2 separate regions of the Mus musculus genome follow, and region 1 is linked to region 2. Evidence: chromatin contacts called from ENCODE Hi-C or POLR2A ChIA-PET data. All regions are on one chromosome and are shown on one strand. The core of a region is the stretch at or near the end of the contact, and the rest is flanking DNA. Distances in the headings are between cores, read along the strand shown. Region 1 overlaps Rab30 (RAB30, member RAS oncogene family). Region 2 holds the start of 4632427E13Rik (RIKEN cDNA 4632427E13 gene).

The links. A loop is a pair of places that touch in the nucleus more often than their neighbours do. ChIA-PET counts read pairs that join two places held with the same protein, here RNA polymerase II (POLR2A).
Region 1: a loop to region 2 is called in a map of left cerebral cortex, with 7 times the contacts of the local background. The contact joins the enhancer-like site here to the promoter of 4632427E13Rik in region 2. A Hi-C loop is called at or near these places in 6 of 37 maps with a recorded cell type or tissue (gastrocnemius and left cerebral cortex). POLR2A ChIA-PET finds 5 or more read pairs at or near these places in 4 of 5 experiments (Patski and embryonic stem cell).

The regions. Positions count from the first base shown.
Region 1 is chr7:92,775,748-92,779,265 of GRCm38, forward strand. The region is part of intron 1 of Rab30 (RAB30, member RAS oncogene family); the gene reads left to right. Among named protein-coding and RNA genes, the nearest start is that of Rab30, 36 kb to the left of the region's middle. Within about 2 kb of position 1,509, at least 1 of the 3 ENCODE cell types and tissues checked has a DNase peak (open chromatin) inside an H3K27ac peak, as active enhancers do.
Region 2 is chr7:92,739,579-92,742,765 of GRCm38, forward strand. 4632427E13Rik (RIKEN cDNA 4632427E13 gene) reads right to left here and starts at 1,881. Exons shown (of 2, transcript NR_015510.1): 1 at 1,484-1,881; 2 at 1,128-1,398. Rab30 (RAB30, member RAS oncogene family) reads left to right here and starts at 2,136. Exons shown (of 5, transcript NM_029494.2): 1 at 2,136-2,264.

The DNA.
Region 1 (3,518 bases), core at 259-2,758, 36 kb after region 2:
TCACCTAGGAGTGTCAAGCACAGAGCTTTCATTGGGGCACAGAACACAGTTCCTGAGAGCTATGTGAGCAAACCTGGCAACACGTAGCTCCTGTCTTGTCAAGATGGATTGGGATGCTCTGTCTAGACAGTCCCTTCCTTTGGGAAATCAGTTGCTCTAGGTAGAGGCACATGGTCTCCTGTTAAGAATATGAAATGAGCCTGTGTGTGGTTGGGTGGAGGCTGCTGTAAGCTTGTGTGGATTGATGAGGTAGTGTGCAGGAAGGAGCTGCTGGTCTCTCACACATGGGGGTCTCTGGCTAAGGGTGGCAGCCTCCTCTTCCCCACATGCAGAGTCAGCAGAGTCCACGTGCTTGAGAAGGGAGGGGCTTAGTGATCAGACTTCCCAGGGCCAGTGGTTCTGACTCTGCAGGGTACCAGGAGGGACTGAAGGTAAGCTTAGAATGTACTGGGAAGGACCAAGCTCTGTGAGACTTGCTTGCTTGGCCTGATGGCCTAAGCTATTTCCTTGTGTAGGCAGGCTGCAGGAGCTTTAAGGTGGAAATTCAATAGCCTAGAGTTAAAATCCTGGTGCTGGTTAACATCAAAGCCATAGTTTGTTCATAGTAAATTGGGGGTAAAAGTGACTCCTATCCTATCTAATTGTTCTGCCGATTACATGATAGAATGTCATTGAATAGCTTAGCTTAGTGCCAGGCACATAACCAGTGTACAGCTAGTGAACATTCTCTTCTCGCTCCCTCTTCTTCTTATTAGGGAGGTAGTCCAAGGTGTTTAGCTTGATTCTTTTCCACCTCAGTGCTGAGGATTCAACCCAGGGCCTCACAGGCGCTAAGAGCTTTTGTTTTGTTTTAAGACAGGGGTGGGGTGTGGGGGGCATAGGGAGGCTCACTCTGTGACTCTGTCTGGTATAGAAGCAGGCTCACAGCAGTCTTCCTTCCCCAGCTTTCCAATGTGGAGACTACAGATGTGAGCCAACATTCAGGCTTTAGTTTGTGGTCATTCTCTCTGTCTCCTGGGACTCATGTTGTATAGGCTGGCCTCAAATTCACCTTGAACCACTGCTTTCTTGCCTCTCCCCAAGTGCTAGGATTACAGGCATTTGTCACCGTGCCTGGGTTATGTGGTGTTAAGGATCCAGCCCAGGGTTTCCTGCAACCATGGTAAGTAGTCCACCAGCAGGCTGCATCCCCATCCCAAGCCCTGGAGTTTGTGTTTGCGATGTGCTATACTGAGCTAAAGTTTGGTCTTGGTACCCTGAAGAAGTTAACCCGCCTCTCTGCGTTGGTATTCTTTTCCATCACACCAAGTTCACAGTTGCCATCTGCATAGAGATGGGGGCAAGCTTGAGATCAGCATCACTGCGGCGGCAAGTGTTTCGGATGCATACTGCCTTTCCCTCTGCTTTGAGTTTGTGAAATCTGGTCCCTTCCCTTTAAGCTTGTTAAGATTCTCCACTAGCTTTGTATGCAGCTGTGGGCAGGCAGGCAGCTTTGGCAGAAGGAAAGAGGAGCCTTTAAAGAGAAGAAAGACGACTGTTTCATAATCTGTTGGCACAGATCTGCTGCAGCCACACCCCGTGCTCCGCAGGGTCCCAGGTCCTGTTGCAGTCAGCATGCGCCTTGCTTTAACCTAAATAATCTCAGAAAGCAGTTGCTGTGAAAGGCGGCACTGAATGCAGAGAGGGTTTTTTTTCCCCCTCTGCACTCTGGGAGGAAGCTGGCTCAGGGATTTTTAGCTGCAGAAGGAGGGGCATTCGGGCTTGGACTGCAGTCCTGCCTCGCAGCCAGGGGTTTTCTGGTTTTCATTAAAATTCTTGGGCTGTCTTTGGAGATTGCTCCATTGGATATGACTGTGCTGTAGCTGTGCGTGCCGCTCTCTCAGCTTCACCCCCATCAAATACCAGTGACCCCGAGGAGGAGGAGGAGGAGGAGAGAATAAAAGGTGGGAGACAGCCTGGCAGAGGGGTCTGCGGAGGGGGACCCCTAAACTGTAAAGTTTGAGTTTGCTGAGTCCCAGATACATACAAGACAGCAGCCACGGCCAAGCTGGGGATGGGTGGGTTGCAGCTAGCTCTTGAGGGCAAACGGAGATCTCCGTTAATGTTAATGAATCAGTTCTACCTGATACTTCTTTGAAGGTGTTAATACCTTTGTGTGCCCAAGAGGGTCTGGGTCAGGGTTTGGGCCAGTTCTCTGAGGGTGCCAGACTTTTTAAAATGTTAGTTTCTGGGTGCTGAAGTTATCTCGCTTGGGAGGGAACCCCACACCTGGAAAGCTGGGTGACCTGTGATTCTGTGGTTAACTTGCTCCGGGACCTTGTACCAGTTAGGGTTCCAGCCTGGACTTGCTAGTGTGCTTCTGAGGATTAAAGGAGACAAATTATGTAAAGCTCTTGGCAAATCCTATATTCTCAACCACCACAGACGTTATTATAAATCGGGCTAGATTTGACCTGTCACTTCGGCTTGCCAAGCCGTATCCCAGTTCTGTCATCTGAAGCCCCCCTCCCAGCTTTATGCCACTTATGAATTTGAGGCAAATGAATTCCCTGGGGCAAGATGGAAGTCTTCTTACTGGAAAAACATATGAAGCCATATTATTGGGTTTCCCAGGAAGAAGTTTAAGATGTCAGATAGTTCATCACTAGGTAACTTGGTGGAAGGAAAGGGTTTTTCTTTAATCATTCTTGATGGATAGATTTTGAGAAAGCCATTTTAATTGATCTTGGGAATAAATATCCTCCAATGATACCCTCAAAAGAGCATCCCTGACGGGGGCTCATCCGCCTTCCCGTAAACTGCAGTTCTAGGCATTCTCATTGTACCTTTATCTGTAAACCCTGCGTTTTAGTTTCGGTGGATGGTTCACAAGAAAATCAAGGTAACCTGAAACAAAACACAAGACTAAGGAGCGCTTTTAAGCTCGAAGATTAAAATGAAAATGAAGTATCTGTCGTTCAGTTAATTAGATGGAAATCATTGATTCCCTAGAAACAGCGTTTACGGTGACTCTCCTGACTTTGTGGTTATCATTCCCTTCCTTTTCTTGGGTTTAACCAGACCTGGTTGTATTATTTAAAATATGCTGCGTTTTCTTCTTCTGTTTTGTTTGTTTGTTTGTTTGTTTGTTTGAACAGAAGCAAGCACAAACCTAAATGGGTGTAACCCTGGGTCAGTCCGGTTCTTAGCTCCTCGGGATTGTGGAAGGTTCCAAGGAGAAAGTAGGAGACATGGAGAATAAGTGTGAGGGGTATCCAAGAGTTATAACCTGGTCAGAGTGGACTGCTCTCTTGTTTGTAGTTTCCCTGACTTTCCTTCAGCTCTTAGGAGTAGCTCAGAGTCAAACTCCTATAAGTTAAAGTGAGAGCCATCCCTAAACCCAAACAGGCATGGAAGAGTAGGTGCACAGCTAACTCTCAAGTCAAGAGCAGAGAGCAACCTGCTCCCCCGCCCACATGCATTCTTGCATTCTTTGTCAGGTTAAGGTAAGTATGCAGTAGTACCCAGCGACTGCCCTG
Region 2 (3,187 bases), core at 631-3,130:
TTACCATAATCAAAGAGGAGGTCTTAAAGATACTTTTTTTTTTTTCTGGTAAAATGTTTTCCCTTAACTTTCTAAATATGGAATTTTTTTCCTGTGAAAGTTGAGACTTAATTTTTAGTCTTTCTAAAGACACTGATATTTTTTCCATGCATTTATGGTTGACTACCCACTATAGAGAAGGCTAAAATACTTCAAAGTACTCAATCACGTACAAATTATAGAAGCCATTACATTATATCACCCCCATTTTCCACACTATTTTCACCCATCCTGTTATTTTCTTTCAATAAATCAGTCTTCCACATAACTCAAACGAAGGTTACTGCTCATATAAACAAAGATTCATTAGCTTGAACCATTTCTACATTTCCATCAAAGGACAGAAAGAAAATGGTAGCTATTGGTTCCTTCTGGTACTTACCAACATTACAAGCAGAAGAGCGTAGTATTTCTGAGGCTTCACGTTGCTGAATCCACAAGAATGGCATCTGCCACTTCTGTGGCTGCTTCTCACACCACAAGCCAATCTTTGAAAAAACGTCCTTTTTAAGTACCATCATCTCCATATATCTTTGAAGGTTCCTGTTGTGTTTTGGAAATTTAAAAAGCAGCCTGCCTAGCTTTTTGAAAGGAAGACCTACTGGAACTTTATTAATTTCTAACAGAGGCACCGTATATATTTTCACTGATGCAAACAGACCAGTGCTAGGGATACAATCCAGGGTCTTGACTGTGCTGTGGGAATCCTCACCACCGAGCTAGCCATCTCCTTCGAAAAGCTCAGGAGGGGAAAAATAAAACACTCAAATTACGCATATCAGCATTTTTAACTTTTCAGAGACCCTCAGTAGGTCTTTTGGCATCTTTCTATAGTGAACTTCAGAACCTGAAAAACAAACACACAGTACTGTTTGAGTTACTGGAGAAAAGGTGTTGAGATGCTGAGCAAATAGGCTCAAAAGTTCTTTAAGTATTCTGAATGTATTTTCATCGGTAAGGGTACCAAGTGGTTAAGGGAAGGGGATGATGTGTTAACTAACGTTATCTGCACGAAGATGTCACAACAAAACACATTATTTTGCACAATATAGGTAACAAAAGAAAAGGGAAGTTTTCCACAGTTATCAACTTCGAATATACGCAGTATTTTAGCACAGTTCATTTAGCGTTAGTCGAGAAAGACTGCTCACTTGCAGTCCCTTTTCAATGTCGTTTACGTTCGCTGGTGGGGTAAGAAAGGTTAGGTGCTAACTTCTTTTGGTAGATCCTTCCTTTGTCAGTTTCAGGGCCAAGCTCCACAACCCTTCGCGATCACATTATCTAGCAAAGGATTTCTTTGAGGCCCTTTGCAATTCACGACCGAACGAAAATTCAGTGGTGGGAGCAGGGGTCTGACACCTGAGGAAATGATCATGAGGGATTAAGAAAAATGACAAGGCAAAAAATAAATAAATAAAAATAACCTAGGTTTAGCTCCACTCACAGGGTGCACGCGAGCTTTTCGTCTTACAGGCGCGAGGCCCGTCGTCCCGAGTCCCCACACCACAACAAAGACACATTTTGCCCAGAGAGTCTCCCCAGGAAGTCTAAGGGTTTCTCCACGCTCAGTAAAGCGACTCCCTGTGTCCCGGGGTGGCGAGGCCTTGTGCAACCCCAGCGGGTTGCGGTTCACTCCGACTCGCGATGGCATTTCTGGCTCGACAGCCCTGAAGGTCCCCAGTGTAGCCTCCGTTCAGTCCTAGCCGGTGCGCGAGGCTATCAAGTTCTACATCCTAGCCTCACCATTCTCACCATGCCACCTTTCGGCTCCACGAGCCCCTCGAAACCTCGGCTCGCCGCAGCTCCAGGGCTCCAACATGGCGGCCGGTCCAGTTCTTCTCTGGGCGCTCTGACCAGAGCATCCTGGGTATTGTAGTTCCAGCTGTAGCCTCTACGTCGCTCCCGGACTTCAAAGGACTACAGATCCCAGAGTGCACAGCTCTGGAGCATGGCTATTGGGGCCGCTCGGACAGAGGGATGATGTCATTGCAAAACCCTACTGCATTCATTGTGCTACGGTCTATCCACCCCCCGCCCCCCCGCTGCTGCTGCTGGGCTCGCTATTGCCGCTCGCTCCAGCTGAGCCCTGAGTAGCAGCAGGACCAGGGCAGGGACTGACTCCAGTCCTTGGACTTAGGACACCGCAGCACCTTCTCTTGCGTGCGTGACTCATTCGTATATCATTTCTTTTTATGCCTGGGGTGGGGAGAAAAATCCCAAACCAGGTGAGTTGAAGTGATTTATTCAAATCGTTTTCCCAAGTTATCCCTCCCGCTTAGTTCTCAAGGCTTTCTTTTGAGAAGATGGGGCCGGGAATGGGGGTATGGATTCGGGAGGTTCTCACCGGCGCTGCTAAGAGCTAAATAGCTCTGTGCAATTTGGGTCACTGCAAAGAACAACTCCTGCAACCTGCCCCCGCCAGAGGACTGGTGCCTGCCAATTTCCTTGCTTCAACTCCCTTTAACCTTTTTAAGGCTAGGAGAGGGGGCTGGGCTGGGAAGGATGTTGGGAAGTGCACTTGGAAAACACGAGGAGGGCAAAGGTGGGGGACTGCAGTCCTGTCATTCCACGACCCCAGTGCTGAGGTTTGAGTGGGAAAGGGTGATGTGTGGGGAGAAATGGAGACAGTAATTTAATGTGGCCGTACTTCTTGAGAACATTTGTGTCGCTTGGACTAGCACACACTATTTTTAAGATGAGCAGGTTTCTCTTGAGTCGCTTAAGTTTCGTAGGGCTTTATTTTATGTTTGTATGTTTGTGTCGTTTGTCTCGCCTTTTCCTGCTGATTTGAGGTGACAGTGTCCTTTAATGGTGCACTCCGTGCCAGTCAGAAATATTTCACGTGTCTAGGGAAGGATCTCTTCGGCTGCTAGAAGCTGCATTTTTGTTAAGCGTTTTCATTTTTTTGTGTTCTCCCGACTGCGGGATTCGGGATGGTTTGGAAGTAGAATTTGTGCTTGTGTGAGTGTTTTAAATTACATCGCGATAGGCTCTTGCCACTGACAATGGTACTGTAACAAGCTGCCGTTTCTGAGGCTTAGTCTCCACTCAGAAATAACGGTTTGCAGACGGAATCGATTAGGAACCTGGGTGCTTTCTTGTTCTTTTTCTTTTTAACACTTTAGGGGAAGGAAAAGTTGAATGTTGT